Regions from separate parts of the Mus musculus genome. Here region 2 is linked to region 1. Evidence: chromatin loops called from intact Hi-C (ENCODE). Cell type or tissue: left cerebral cortex. All regions are shown on one strand. Links, peaks and the distances in the headings refer to the core of each region. The heading gives the core; the rest is flanking DNA. Region 1 overlaps Myrip (myosin VIIA and Rab interacting protein). Region 2 has its middle 4.4 kb from the start of Gm5922.

What was found. A loop is a pair of places that touch in the nucleus more often than their neighbours do. Peaks named below come from ENCODE experiments on the same cell type or tissue, not always from the same donor. Only the 100,000 strongest peaks of a DNase experiment are listed, where the experiment ranks them.
Region 2: it touches region 1 in a loop (7-fold over the local background); 11 of 42 quality-filtered maps call a loop at or near these places.

The regions. Positions count from the first base shown.
Region 1 is chr9:120,432,260-120,435,169 of GRCm38, reverse strand. It overlaps Myrip (myosin VIIA and Rab interacting protein), which reads right to left. Exons shown (of 17, transcript NM_144557.5): 10 at 2,192-2,817. Among named protein-coding and RNA genes, the nearest start is that of D830035M03Rik, 59 kb to the left of the region's middle. In left cerebral cortex, for the core only: a CTCF peak has its summit at 1,128 (motif pointing left); a DNase peak (open chromatin) is centred at 1,127.
Region 2 is chr9:120,139,342-120,142,251 of GRCm38, reverse strand. No RefSeq gene overlaps it. Among named protein-coding and RNA genes, the nearest start is that of Gm5922, 4.4 kb to the right of the region's middle. In left cerebral cortex, for the core only: a CTCF peak has its summit at 1,422 (motif pointing left); a DNase peak (open chromatin) is centred at 1,412.

The sequences.
Region 1 (2,910 bases), core at 168-2,667:
ATGTGTGTCCATGTGACACAAGCAAGTCATCTGAAAATGGGAACCTCGATTGAGAAAATACCTCCATAACATGGGGCTGTGGGCGAGCCTGTAAGGTGTTTTCTTAATTAGTGATTGATGGGGAAGGGCCCAGTCCACTGTGGGTGGGGCCATCCCTGGGCTGGTGATCCTGGGTTCTGTAAGAAAGCAGGCTGAGCAAGCCATGTGAGCAAGCCAGTAAGCAGCCCCCCTCCACTGCTTCCCACCAGTTCATACTTCCAGGTTCCTGCCCTGTTTGAGTTCCTGTCTTGACTTCTTTCCATGATGAATAGGGACGTGGGAGTGTAAGCCGATAAACCCTTCCCTCAGTTTTCTTTTGGTCATGGCGTTTCATCATGGCAACAGAAACCCAAACTAAGAAAACGGCCTCACACAAAATACACCTTTAGTCACTTGGTGGGGGAGGGGGCATAGCAATGAGTTAATTTGTTCATTTTTATTTTATTTTAAATTATTTGTGACTCTTTGTCTGTATGTGCACTACGTATGTGCCTGTGCCCTCAGTGCAGAGAAAGAGGGCGTCAGATCTTCTGGAACTGGAGTTACAAGCACCTGTGTGCTGCCTGATGTGGGTGCTGGGAACTAAATCCAGGTGCTCTTTAGGAGAAGCAAGTGTTCTTAACTGCTGAGACATCTCTTCAGCCACGTCTGTCTTCTGGGATGGGGATGTGTGTGGTTTCTTATTAGGTGGTTTAGGCTAGACCAGAACTCGCTATGTAGTCCAGGTTAGCCTCTGATACATTATCCTATGCCTCTGGAGTACTGGAATCAGTGACATGTGCTACCTTGCCTGGCAGTAAACGCCACTGGGATGCTTTAATATCTGTATATTATAGTTTTGTATGTATATTATGACACAATATTTATACAAATATAAATATTTAATATTTGTATATTATAGTATGTCACTTGCTTTGTCTTATGTTTATTTATATTTTTTCTGAAGTAACAGTTTAAATATGAAATTTTTATTTCATTTCAACCTGGGGTGTCTTATTTTCAGGAGGAGGCAGAAGTGAGAACTGCCCTATGAAAGGAAACTGAAGATCTGAACACCCGGACAGCGTAGCAGCATCGCCACCTAGTGGCGATGAGAGGGTACTGCTACTTGCTCAAGTCCTTCCAGAGGAGGAAAGGAGGGTAAAGGGCGCCTTCTGGCTGGCCTCTGGCTCCTCCCTACCTGGTGTTGTCATGGTCACCAGGCCAGACCATTGCTTTTATTTTGTCAACTTGACACAGGCTAGAGTCATCTGGGAAGAGCAAATCTCACTTGAGAAAATCCCTCTCTAGATTGCCCTGTGGACAAGGCTATGGTGCATCGTTTGGGTAAATGATTGATGTGGGAGGGCCCGGCTCACTGTGCCACTCCGGGGTCAGTGGTCCTAGGTTGTATGAGAAAGCAGGGTGAGCAAGCCATGAGGAGCAAGCCAGGGATGGCCTCTGCATCAGCTCCTGCCTCCAGGTTCCTTCCATCTGAGCTCCCCGGGCTATGGCTTTCCTCACTGACAACGCACGACCTGAGAGTTGAAAGCAGACACAAATCGTCCTTAGAGATGGTTGTGTGTGTGAAGGTATATGTGTGTGTGATGAAAATATAGATACCAGAGATTAACCTCAGATGCTGTTCCTCAGGTGGCATCCACCTTTTTTTTACTGGCCTGGGGCTCACTGAATAGGTAAGGCTGGCCATGTGGTGACTGTGAGGAGTCTGTCTCTGTCCCTGTCTCTGTCTTCCCAGCACTGGAATAGCAAGTGTGTGCCACCATGCTTGGCTTTTTCTGTAGGCGGTGACTGAACTCGGGTCTTCAAGCTCACACAGTGAACCCTTTTCCAACCGAGCCCTCTTTCGAGCCCTGCCTCCCCCGCCCCCGCTCTCTCCCGTGTTCCTTTTCTCTGCATTCTGTCCACCACGAACTGAAGAAGCCCCCTACCACCTGTGCCTGCCGTTGATGTTCTGGTCAAGCTCAAGAGACACAGCACCCACATGGAAGCCTCCAGAGAGGCGAGCCCAAGTGACAACTCAGGGTGCGCTTGGCCGCAAGACCAATAGAATCTTAGACAGCAGAGCCCAAACCCAGGCTCTCTTGGGTACTATGCGCAGAGAAGGGTCATCCTACTTTCAAAATATCTGTGTGCTTGCGGGTTTCTTTACCTGAGCCGTGTGCAGTGCCCGTGGATGGGCACCAGGTGAAGGCAGACCCCTGTTTGACTCCTCGGGGCCCACTCGTGCCCTTCTCCACCTCCTGGCCCGGCGCTCTGCAGTGCGGAGGGTCTCCTCTGGATCGCTACTGTCGGAAGTCTCTCCACCGGCTGCCTGAGGGTTGAAATTGACGTCCAGTTCTCCCTGGAGGGGCATCTTCTCCACTGCGGGGTTCTTGGGGGCCTTCCTCTGCAGCCAGGACAGCTTAGCCCGGCAGCCAGCTTCCCGAGATGAGCTGGTGGAAGATGTCTCTGAATCCGAGCACATGGCCTCAGGGTTTGAGGGAGAGGTGGCTAAGGGACCTTGGCCAGAACTCTGGGCCTGTGTAGGCTGAGGCTGGGGTTGCTTGAGCCTGCTCTGGGACGGTGGGCACAGCTTACTCAAGGCTTCGCTGTAATCAAAGTCTTCCTCACTGTCGGAACCGATCTCATCATAGGCAGACGTCACACTGGACGCCACCTCCAGGGCCTGAAAGGTCCCACTCTTCGGTTTGGTCAGCAGGCGGGTTGGGGGCTGTCTACTACCGTCCTTCAAGGTCATCCAGTTCCCATCGGGGCTCTGCAAAAGTGGGGCCAGGTCTGTGGGGTAGAGGTGAGAAAGACACCAGAAGGGTCCATTATTACTGTAGGAGCGAGTTGGGGGGGGTAACACGTCATCTCCTACAAGGTTCC
Region 2 (2,910 bases), core at 145-2,644, 290 kb after region 1:
GGGAAACTGTGTGCTGTCACAGGGAAGCTGTGTGTTGTTTCGGTAAGCTGTGTGCTGTCACAGGTTTCTGCATGCTCTCACACTGAGAGATGGAGAATGGAGAGTTTCATCGTCTTTGCTTTGTTTCGTGTGGATGAAGGGCCCTGTTTGTAAGCAGAGAAAGTCTTCTTGTGCCTCCAGCATCCTGGTTTGCCTAGTACCCCAAAACAACCAAATAGGTATATATTTTAATTATCACTTTCATAGCTTTTGAAACCAAAACGTTTTAAAAGACCTTATTTTTTTAAATATTTATTTATTTATTATATGTAAGTACACTGTAGCTGTCTTCAGACACTCCAGAAGACGGCATCAGATTTAATTACAGATGGTTGTGAGCCACCATGTGGTTGCTGAGATTTGAACTCAGGACCTTTGGAAGAGCAGTCCGCGCTCTTAACCGCTGAGCCATCTCACCAGCCCAAGACCTTATTTTTAATGAGATGTGTGGGTGTGCCTGTAAGCACAGTCCCCACAAAAGCCAGAGGACAGCATCAAAGTGCTGGAGTTTCCCCCCCCCCCCCAAGCTTCCATTAAATCACAAAGTAAGCAGTCGGAGATGCACTTGTCTTTTTGTAACTTGTTCTGTTTAGTTTTGTGTTTTACAGGGGTGGGGGCGGGAACGTATTTTGGTTTAGGTTTATTTAGTGTGTGTGTGTCAGGGTCTCACTATGTATCCCTGGCTGTCCTGGAACGCACTTGGTAGGCTTTGAACTCACAGAGATCTTCCTACCTCTCTTCCTAACTGTTGGAATTAGAGGTGTGTGTCTTGTGTGACATAACCTGTCTTGTTTTTATTTTTAAGACTGGGTCTTTTTGTGTTGCTCAAGCTGACCTCAAACTCACCGCCCTTGCTTGTACTGGTTAGTTTGGGCTGTCAAGCTGATACAGCTTAGAATCAGCTAAGAAGGGAGTTTCAGCTGGGGGACTGGCCACATCAGGCTGGCCTGTGGGCATACATATCTTTGGATGATTGTCCAGATTATTATTTGAGTCAACCTTTGTGGGCAGCCCCAGGTCCTGGATAGGGGGCTCTAGGCTGCAGAATTATGCAGAGTCTGGCTGACTGTGTCCAAGTGAGCAGGCAGCATGCAGTGTGGGTGCCTTCATCTCTCTCTAAACTTGACTGAGGCAAACTGTCTCGGCCTCTGCGATTTCCCTGCAGTATGGGGCAGTAACCTGGAATCATAAAACCCTTTCTCCCGTGTTGCTTTTAGCCAGCTTTTGTCTTTTGTGCTTTGTTTTGTTTTTAATCACAGCCACAAAAAGCAAACTAGAAACTCTTCGTGACTCAACTGTGATTACAGGCTTGTGCCGCAGCAAACAGAATTCCAGTCAGAAGAGGTCTGTTCTGGCAACCATGGTACTGTCCTGCCCCCTGGTGGCCAGAGTAAGTCAGTACCAACAGTTGAAAGGCGTAGAATAATGCTATTCAATTAGAAAGGCTCTTCCTGGATTGCCCTGGTAGCTATCTTATGGCTACATAAAGCTGTGATATTAACCAAACAGTTCCCAAACCTTATCAAGTCCCATAGAAGGTGACTGACATGCTGACAGAGATCAGGAACTAGTCATAATCTGGGCCAAGTTCACTGACCGTTCAAGAGTTTCCATGTTGTGACAGTATTGTTCCTAATTACTGTATTAGATATCCAGATGAGCTGAGAATGTCAATGCTCACCTATCATCCCAGCACTCGGGAGGCTGAGGCAGGAGGTCTCTGTGAGTTCAGGGCTGGGGATGTAGCTCTGTTGGTACAGTGCTTGTCTAGGATACAGAAACCCTGGGTTTGACTCATGCACTGAATAAAACCCAGCATGGTGGCTGTGATGTGACTTTTCCTTGGGAAATGCAAACAAACATGTATTCACTTGCATAAATCATTGAAAACAAAGAGAACAATTCTACCCACTGAAGTCTAGGTCAGTGAACTAGCAAGTTTATGAATGTTATTACAAGAGACTGGATGAGGAGTTACAGGAACATGAATAACTCCAGGGAAGGTGGATCACCACTCCAGGACAGGTTAACAACCCATAAAACCAGCATCCCTAAAGCTCCCAGCACAGTTTGCAGCCTGTCTGAGAGTATATTTGTTCAGCAGTCACCACTGACTTCATAACCTTGGGGAGGGGGGATCTCACGAACCTTGTAATTTTCAGGAGCCTCCTGAGACTTGTGTGTTTACTTCCTGGGTAAGCCCCTCCTCCTGCTCCAGGAGCAATGCAGTTTCTCACAATAGAACCTGTGTCTGTGACACCGAAGCCCTCTTAACCTTGTTATTCAGACTAGATCCCTTATTGGTGCTTCCATATTTCTTAAGGTTTCCAGACTGTCTGACTGACACTTTAAGTGGTGGATAATTCCCAGGTACACTTGCCCTTGGGAGTGGTGGGAAAACAGCTGATGCCCCTCTACCTAAGTCATTCTAAAAACTAAAGACACCCTCCAAGTAAGTTTGAACTTGTGTCTCAGTTTCCTATTTGCTATGAAGATCTCTTTATTGCTAATTTTATTTTTATGTCCATACATAAAAATACTTTATGGGCTCATGTGCACCAAGTGTATGCAGGTCCAGAAGTGGGCATTGGATATCACACACACACACACACACACACACACACACTAATCCTTTCTTTTTAAATCTAGACACGCTAGTGCGCACTTGCAATCTTCACACTGGGGAGGCAGAGACAGGAGGAGGATCCCTAGGGACTGATGGCCAATCAGTCTAAATGACCTATTTGCAGAAACCTAGACCACCCAGAGCAATGATTCTCAACCTTCCTAACACTGTGACCCTTTAATACAATTCCTTATGTTGTGGTGACCCCAACAATAAAATTATTTTCGTTGCTACTTCATAACTTC